Regions from separate parts of the Mus musculus genome. Here region 1 is linked to region 2. A link is a loop called in an ENCODE intact Hi-C map of the cell type or tissue named here. Cell type or tissue: gastrocnemius. All regions are shown on one strand. Links, peaks and the distances in the headings refer to the core of each region. The heading gives the core; the rest is flanking DNA. Region 1 has its middle 65 kb from the start of Rarb. Region 2 overlaps Rarb (retinoic acid receptor, beta).

Region 1 (4,396 bases), core at 296-4,295, 210 kb before region 2:
AACGGGTCCCAAGGGATGTTACTCTGGATCTTGGAGGCAGAAGAGGCCACATCTCCCACCTCATTCACAGTTACCCAAAGTGAAGTTGAAGTCTTGATGTGGGAGACTGCATCTGTAGCCACAAGGCAGAACAACACCCATAGAAAAAGCATTATTCCTGAAATTAAGCACAATTAAACACCTTCTCAGGGGGTTCCCTGGGTGGATTGAATAATTTTATCAGGTGCTCTGGCAACCATCTGGCATTTTGAGCTCCTGAACCATAAATACAAGCATGTCCCTTGCCCCATATTAGGATCAGGTCTGGGCCTTGCCATTTGCTGGACAAGGGATCTCTCCACATGGCTTGTGCATAGTTGTCGGCAGTTGAAGGGTGCCAAAGGCGATCTGCAGCAGACTTGCCTACAGAGTCATATGTAAGAAGAATTAAGACAAATAGTGCATGATTCAAGAGGGTCTTAAAGTTGCCAGATTGAGGATATAGAGTCCCGCCCCCCAAGACTGCAATTTAAAGAGCATGTTTTTAAGGGTTGGATGAGTCCTTTCTACAATGCCTTGGCTCTGGGGGTTATAGGGAGTGCTAGTAATATGTTTGATGCCCTTCTGAGCACAAAACTGTTTAAAGCTGGAACTAATATATCCTGGGCCATTATCTGTCTTGAGGATCTTGGGTTGTGGTGTAACCACCAAGCAGGAGAGAACATGACTGATAACATGTTTAGTGGCCTCCTCTCCCGTCTGTAGAGATGCACAGATAAAATCACTAAAAGTATCAACAAAGACATGAATATATTTTAACTTTCCGAAGGGGGCATAGTGGGTGACATCCATGTGCCACAACTCACCAGGAAGTAGCCCGCAGGGGTTGACCCCCACATGTGACTTGGGTAAAAGGGTCAGGCAGCCCTTGCACTGCCGAATAATTTGTAGTGCCTGTTTGCAGGTGATGGAAAATTAAAGTTTCAGGGTATGGGCATTAAGGTGATGTAGATCATGGGCCTGTTGAGCGCCGGCAAGAGGGGTGGTAGACAAGGCAGAAGCCACTACCTGGGTGGCCCAATCATCTACATTGTTGCTTTCATACAGCGGTCCAGGCAGGCCAGAATGGGCACAAATATAGCCAAAAAAAAAAAAAAAAGGAAAATTGAGGGCAAGAATAAATTTTTGAAGTTTAGCTAACAGCGGGGAAGCATTCGTAGAGGGGCAGATATATGGAACAGTTTCAAAAAGGAGTAAAGGACAGCCACATAGGCGCGATCTGTGTACAAATTAAAAGGGGTTTCAGGCAAGAGTTTGAACACACTAACAATGGCTGCCAGTTCAACCAGCTGCGCCGAGGAGAAGTCTGTCATAAAACGTGAGACCTCCCCCATCAATGCTGAAGGCAGGCATACCTGAGGAGGATCCGTCAGTAAAGACTACCATGGCCCCAGCAATCGGGGCTGACTTTGTTCTTTTTGGGAAAACCACAGGCGTCCTATGTAGGAATAGAACCTATTTATCAGCGGGATAATGGTTATCGATCACACCCTGGAAGGAGGTGCAATTAACTGCCCAATCATCATTATTTCAAATTATCCACTGAACTTGGGAGGTATAGTAGGGGAGAACAATAATATCAGGATCTTTGCCAAAATGCCTATGGGCAGCTTCCCTGCCAAGAAGCAGAATATGAGCAGCCAGCTGAGGATATGTGGGTAGCACCCTAGAGGGAGAAGCCAGCAGATGGACCCAAAACAGAGGTTTAAGTTGCCACAGAAGGCCAGTGGGAGAAAAGGGAGTAGGGAAAACAAGGAACTGGAGGGGAAGATCTGGGGAGAAATATCCAATGTTTTGTTCATTGTTGGCCTGTTCTACCTTAGCCAATGATATTTGCTCTTCATGGGTCAGCGTACGTGGGGAGGACGTATCTGAGTCACCACGCAAAATATCAAACAAAGGTTTTAACTCCCCCGTTGTAAGTTTTAAGTAAGGGCAGAGCCAGTTAATATCTCCTAACAGGCATTGAAAATCATTAAGAGTCTGTAAGGAATCCCGCATTAAATGAACCTTTTGGGAGAGAATCCTATTAGGAAACAATTCAAAGTCCAAAAACAAATGAGGGTGGTGAATCTGAATTTTCTCAGGGAGATTTGGAGTCCCTGACTCTGGAGGGCATTAATAAGTTTTTGACCAGCACAATATAACTGACCCTCATCAGGCCCTGCAAGAAAAATGTCATCCACATAATGTATGATATATAAATCAGGGTAAGACATCCCGAAGGGATGGGACCTGCAGGGGGCTGAGGGACATTAATAGAAGGAGGCATAGTGGGACACTGTCGGGTGAAGTGTTCAGATTGGCCACATTTAAAACAACCCTTTTGAGGGCTGGCCTGTTGGCGAGCTATGTCAACTGTGAGGTTGACAGCTTGTGACATCTAATGGGTAAATGTGTCCACATCATGGCAAAGGCGAATCATCTCATTAAGATCTTTGTCTTTAATTTTGGTGTGCAACACAGCCTTACAGGCCAAGTTGGCATTTTCATAAGCCAACTGCTTAATAAACTTATTATCTGACTCCTCATGGCCCAGAGTTCTCTCTGCAGCCTCAAGTAGGTGACTCACAAATTCGCTATAATCTTCCTGAGCTCTCTAGATGACCTTGGTCAGGGGTGTGATAACCAAGCCTCTGGCCGGAATTGCCTGCCAGGCACTGAGGGTGGCGCTAGTGGTCTACACCAGGAGGTCGATGGGAAGGCACAGCTGGCGAGCCTCCGTTGCGTATTTGCCCTGGCCACTAAGCTTTTCAAAAGCCCAGGTCGCAGAGGACAACGGAAGTGGATTTCTGGTTAATGGCTGCAATTGACTGGCAGCGGTTGAGGAAGTCAGCCTTCCATGAAAGAAACTGCCCGTGTGTTAAGACAGATTGAACTACTCGTACCCACTCACCAGGGAGCTTGTACCCGCCTCTTGGGATGGAATCAAGAACAAAGAGGGTGTACGGGGCATTAGGTCCATATGTCCTGACTGCAGTATTAAGCTCTCTCAGGCTTTTGAAATGTAATCTATGGAACTCTGTTGGCTCGGCAAATGCCAGTGCCTGTTCTTCAGTTTCACTCTCTCCCCTGCTGGCAACCTCTCCCTCACTGTCAGATTCAATAGGGGGAAGATTATCAGGGGCTGGCATGGCCACCCTTATTGGACATATGGTCTCAGTGAAAGCAGATTCAGCTGGGGCGGCTGGAGAGGAGTCCTCCGAGGTAGAGGTAGGAGAAATAGAGGTTCCTGTAGAGCGGGTGGTGACAGGGAAAGCCAGGGTTCTAGGTCTTAGGTCCTGAAGAGCTTTCCTTTTAATGCTGGCCGCTGCTGAGGTTTCAGTTTTAAAACCGCTCGAGATCACGACTGGAGGGGCCAAAGAGTCTCCTTTTTTTTTTTAAAGCTTTATCTGTATTTTTTTTATTTTAATTTTTTTAATTACATATTTTCCTCAATTACATTTCCAATGCTATCGCAAAAGTCCCCCCTCCCCCCCCCCACTCCCCTACCCACCATTCCCATTTTTTTGGCCCTGGCGTTCCCCTGTACTAGGGCATATAAAGTTTGCCTGTCCAACGGGCCTCTCTTTCCAGTGATGGCCGACTAGGCCATCTTTTGATACATATGCCGCTAGAGACAAGAGCTCCGGGGTACTGATTAGTTCATAATGCTGCACCTACAGGGTTGTAGATCTCTTTAGCTCCTTGGATACTTTCTCTAGCTCCTCCATTGGGGGCCCTGTGATCCATCCAATAGTTGACTGTGAGCATCCACTTCTGTGTTTGCTAGGCCCCGGCCTAGTCTCACAAGAGACAGCTATATCACGGTCCTTGCATAAAACTCTTGCTAGTGTATGTCCAGAAGATGTCCCAACCAGTAAGAAGGACACATGCTCCACTATGTTCATAGCAGCCTTATTTATAATAGCCAGAAGTTGGAAAGAACCCAGATGCCCCTCAACAGAGGAATGGATACAGAAAATGTGGTACATTTACACAATGGAGTATTACTCAGCTATTAGAAAGAATGAATTTATGAAATTCCTAGGCAAATGGTTGGACCTGAAGGGCATCATCCTGAGTGAGGTAACACAATCACAAAAGAACTCAAATGATATGTACTCACTGATAAGTGGATATTAGCCCAGAAACTTAGTATAGTGAGATATAAGGTACAATTTGCAAAACACATGAAACTGAAGAAGAACGAAGACCAAAGTGTAGACACTTTGCCCCTTCTTAGAATTGGAAACAATCACCCATGAAAAGAGTTACAGAGACAAAGTCTGGAGCTGAGACAAAAGGATGGACCATCTAGAGACTGCCATATCCAGGGATCCATCCCATAATTAGCCTCCAAACGATGACACCAAAA
Region 2 (4,396 bases), core at 195-4,194:
GGAGACCACTTCTCAGTTACTTTCTAGATCTGGAGAATCCTTTCCAGATGTTGGAATTTCACTGAATTGACAAAAATTCAGAGGTCTCTGGGATTTGATAGGACTTTCCTTCCTTGTATCCCTCTCCATTATGATCAGGAGAGTGACTCCTCACTGGCCTTCAGTGATGGCCTGCTACCTAGTATCTGTATACCCTTTTGTAGACCAGGTAGGCCCTAGGGAAGGACTGGAGACTGCTGGAGCTCACCAGGCCTAAGGCCTTTACGGTGAGAGAAGGCAGGCGTTCTGTGGGATGATGTGGCAGAGGGTATGGAGCACATGTAGGTCTGGACAGTAACAATAAGCACAAGGAGGGAGTACCTTCTAGAGTAGAGAATCTACTTGCGTTCCATGGTAGGGTGCAAACACCCTCTCCCCAACTCTGACCCTGACTTCCTCCTAACCCCTGCAGTCTGCTGCCTCTGTTCCTGTCTATGGCATGATGGCTGTGTAGCTACAAACACACTGTATTATAAGAGGGCTTTCCTTGAGTCAGATTCATTACCCCTCAGCTTAAACTATAGGATGTTCATCTGAAAGACTGGGTATAGGGCATGCTAAGTATCTAATAAAGACTTCTTATAGTTACCTTCCTGTGGATACAACCAAATATCTGAAAGACACAAGTTAAGGGAGTTCTATTTGAGCTCATGGTTTGAGAATAGAAGCCACAATGATAAGAAAGCCATGTATGTAGGACTGTGAGGCAACTGGCCACATTGTACCCAGAGTCAAGAAAATGCCAGCTTTTTGTTGTTGTTGTTGTTGTTGTTGTTTTCAGTCTGAAAGCTCCTAGTCTCTGGAGTGTGTGCCACACACATCCAGGGTACATCTTGTCTGATTAGTTTAGCCCTTGTGAAATACCATCACTCAGACATGCCTAGAAGTATGTGTGTTCCCATAGCAAGTTTAGATCCCATAAAGTCGACATGAAGATTAGCTATCACAGTTGGTAAGGATCATCCTTACTTATTTTTGGTTGACTAAACTTTTGAAAATAGAATCTTGTTAATCTTCTTTGCACTAGTACCTGGCTTAGTGCCTGAGAGGTAAGTACTCAAGAAATAGATATTTCAATCAAATGATGATTTATTTTAGTAAAAAGTTATTTCTCAAAATGTGAGTCCTACATATTATTCCTATCAACCTCAACAGTGGGGCATACTGTCCAGATGACCCAGGCTCCTTTTTCTTCTACCATAGATCTGGTCAGTGCTGTCAGGGCAGGCCGTCATAAATGATGCAGCAAGTGTACATGCATACTTTTTTTTCTTCCAGATTCTCAGAATTTGTACCAGGTATACCCCAGAGCAAGACACCATGACTTTCTCTGATGGCCTTACACTAAATCGAACTCAGATGCACAATGCTGGCTTCGGTCCTCTGACTGACCTTGTGTTCACCTTTGCCAACCAGCTCCTGCCTTTGGAAATGGATGACACAGAAACAGGCCTTCTCAGTGCCATCTGTTTAATCTGTGGAGGTACTGACTCCTTAGAAACCGTCACCAGACCCCAACAGAGCAATTACAAAGGCACAGAAGAGATCTCCACTGGGGTTCTTTGGCATGAGAAAGGCGTTGTACTTCTTTCTGTTGCAAACTAAGTACTGGTGTTTGAGCTCCTTCTGCCAAAACAAAAGAAATGCCAAAATGAGTTTGTTCTGTTTCTCTTGTGGGAAACAGGTGCTTTTGTAAAAGCAGGATTGTACTGCTGTGTGCCTAAGGACATTTTAGTGATGACCTACACAAATCACATGTTATTTGAATTCAAATCACCTCTTGGTCTTCCCCACCATACAGGTGCCTACCTGGTGGGCTGGAATAAAGTATGGCCCCTTCTTTGTAGTGACCCCTGCTGGCTAACCAGAAGCCAACTTTAGTTCAAAAGTAATGGTTGTAATGAAGGGGAAAGGTTATCTACCTGGCTTTTACAGGCTGCCCAGGGTTCTTTTGTTCAGCTCAATACTGACACCATCTGGCCATGAGAGGTAATTCTTGCCTCTGGGCCTGAGCAAGTGGACATCAAATGAGCTTACTAAGGGGGCATCTTCAAGTGTCACTGCTTAAAGCAATTGCATTTACTCAATTTAGTGTACAACTGAGTCACCAAATAAAGCCACTTTACAGGAGGAATAGGAGACAAGGAAAGATAGCCAGCAGTCTCTGAGCCTGTCTGATCACTAAACACTGAATACTTTCTCCTGCTATCCAGACCGCCAGGACCTTGAGGAACCAACAAAAGTAGACAAGCTCCAAGAACCACTGCTGGAAGCACTAAAGATTTACATTAGAAAACGACGACCCAGCAAGCCTCACATGTTTCCAAAGATCTTAATGAAAATCACAGATCTCCGCAGCATCAGCGCGAAAGGTATGTCTTCAAAGGTGGAAAGCAGAACAGAGCTTGGCCAACTTTTGCTTTTTAAAGCCCATATTTTAATATCAGGAGTCCCATTATTGCTTAAGTTGGGATGTCTATCTCATAGAAATCAAAAGGAATTAGCCTTGTCTGAGCACTCATGTGTGTGTAGTTAAGAGCACCTCAGGTTTCCTAAGGAAGACATTTTGATGGTGTCTCTGGTGGGAGATAGTAAAAGCAGAAAGCAGATACCACTACCCAGTGATATTAAGAGATAATTGTTTTAGAATGGATGGCTGGGTAGAAGAGCAACTCTTCAGAGATGATGTGTTTTTTAAGACTGTTATTATTGCTGGGGCTCATATGCATGCCCTTGGAGGTTAAAGGACAATTACATGGAGTCACTTCTCTCCCTCAATCTCTGTGACCTTTCTAGGGCACCAACTCAGTCAAGCAACTTTCAGAGCAAGCTCTGAGCCCTCACCCCCGCTCCCTTTTTCCAGGTTTTATTTTTGATTCCGTACATTTCATTCCAGCTTTTCAAATAACTTAGGCTTCTATACACTCAGCCTATTTTTCCATGGCACCCTAACAACCCTAGGCAAATGAAGGTCACTGTGGCTGCAGCTCTGGTGTAGGCACTTCTTCTGAGTACAGGAATTCTTGCCTGGCTGAGAGATATAAATACTCTTGCCTCATGATTCTCAGTCTATGTGGCAACTCAGGCAATTACAGAAATGCCTAGAGGCATCTCATAGCTGAGTGCAGAGGACTTTTCTATCGAGATGACTCAGCCAGCCACGCTATTACATATCATGTTCCCTCCCATTAGCAGATTCTACACCTCAGGATCTTGGCAAGCCAAGACACAAAAGTGCTTAAATGCACAATGAACTTGCTTGACAAGAAACCTCAGTTCTTGTTTTTTAGTTTTTTTGTGGGTTGGTTTTGTTTTTCTTTTTTTATTCATTTGGTAGTTTGGTTTGAGGGAGCCGAGGGGAACATTCTAAGTTCATTTCCACCACAGGATTAAGAGAAGCAAAAAGACACTAGTACTTGAATGGATGTAATTGAATGAAGTGGGGAGAGAGAGAGAGGAGAGGGAGAGGAGGAGGGAGGGAGGGAGGGAGAGAGAGGGAGAGAGAGGGAGAGAGAGGGAGAGGGAGGGAGAGAGAGGGAGAGAGGGAGAGAGAGAGAGAGAAAGTGTGTTCCTATCACCCTATATATATCCACGCCAGTGACCTGAGGACTAGCAGCCACATACAGAAATGTCCCAAGCCCCATACTAGCAGTAAGTCCAGCAACGCTAGCCACATGGTTCTGAGGTAGTTTTGTTATTGACATATTTCCACCTAACCAGCTGCATGTTGGGGGTGTGTGAGGTGTGGTGGCATGAAACCACCTGGTGCTGGACTGGGTTGCAGAAAACCATCACATACTGTGACTCAAGTCAATCTTTCCATTGTGGAAACTGCCCATCCTTTCACCTTTATTTTCCTGATCTTTCATCAGTGACTTCTCTTTGTAAATTTTATATTCCGAATTTGATTGAAGCACTGCAACTATCAAATATGCACATCACACATCTCCACTTCTTTTTCTTAAAGACTGAGAACCTCTAGTGTGCCCTATTAGTACTTATTCTGTTTTCAAAGGCAGTGGTGGATCAGCCTGTGCCTGAGAACCAATCTAACTGGGATCTCGAAGCACACTTGACATTCTGGTGGCTGACATTCCCACAGTAAACACCTTATAGTTTTTTCTTCCAATAAGTTGGTTCTTCTCAACAAAGACACATGTGACTTGATACATGTATTACACAACTTTTACACACCTGAAGGTGAATGTTGGTTTCTTAGTATCTAGCTGAGCCCTTATCTGACAGGTGTTCTATTATCTCTTGAAAAAGGTGCCGAACGTGTAATTACCTTGAAAATGGAAATTCCTGGATCAATGCCACCTCTCATTCAGGAAATGCTGGAGAATTCTGAAGGACA

Evidence for each region. Peaks named below come from ENCODE experiments on the same cell type or tissue, not always from the same donor. Only the 100,000 strongest peaks of a DNase experiment are listed, where the experiment ranks them.
Region 1: a loop joins it to region 2, with 10 times the contacts of the local background. A loop is called at or near these places in 1 of 42 quality-filtered maps.

Annotation. Positions count from the first base shown.
Region 1 is chr14:16,638,106-16,642,501 of GRCm38, reverse strand. It overlaps a transcript of Rarb not described here. Among named protein-coding and RNA genes, the nearest start is that of Rarb, 65 kb to the right of the region's middle. In gastrocnemius, for the core only: a CTCF peak has its summit at 2,693; DNase peaks (open chromatin) are centred at 2,748 and 3,139; H3K4me3 peaks cover 263 bases.
Region 2 is chr14:16,432,180-16,436,575 of GRCm38, reverse strand. Rarb (retinoic acid receptor, beta) reads left to right here. Exons shown (of 8, transcript NM_011243.2): 6 at 1,318-1,522; 7 at 2,253-2,411; 8 at 4,309-4,396. Among named protein-coding and RNA genes, the nearest start is that of Top2b, 69 kb to the right of the region's middle. In gastrocnemius, for the core only: a CTCF peak has its summit at 2,014 (motif pointing left); DNase peaks (open chromatin) are centred at 1,501 and 1,989; H3K27ac peaks cover 3,069 bases.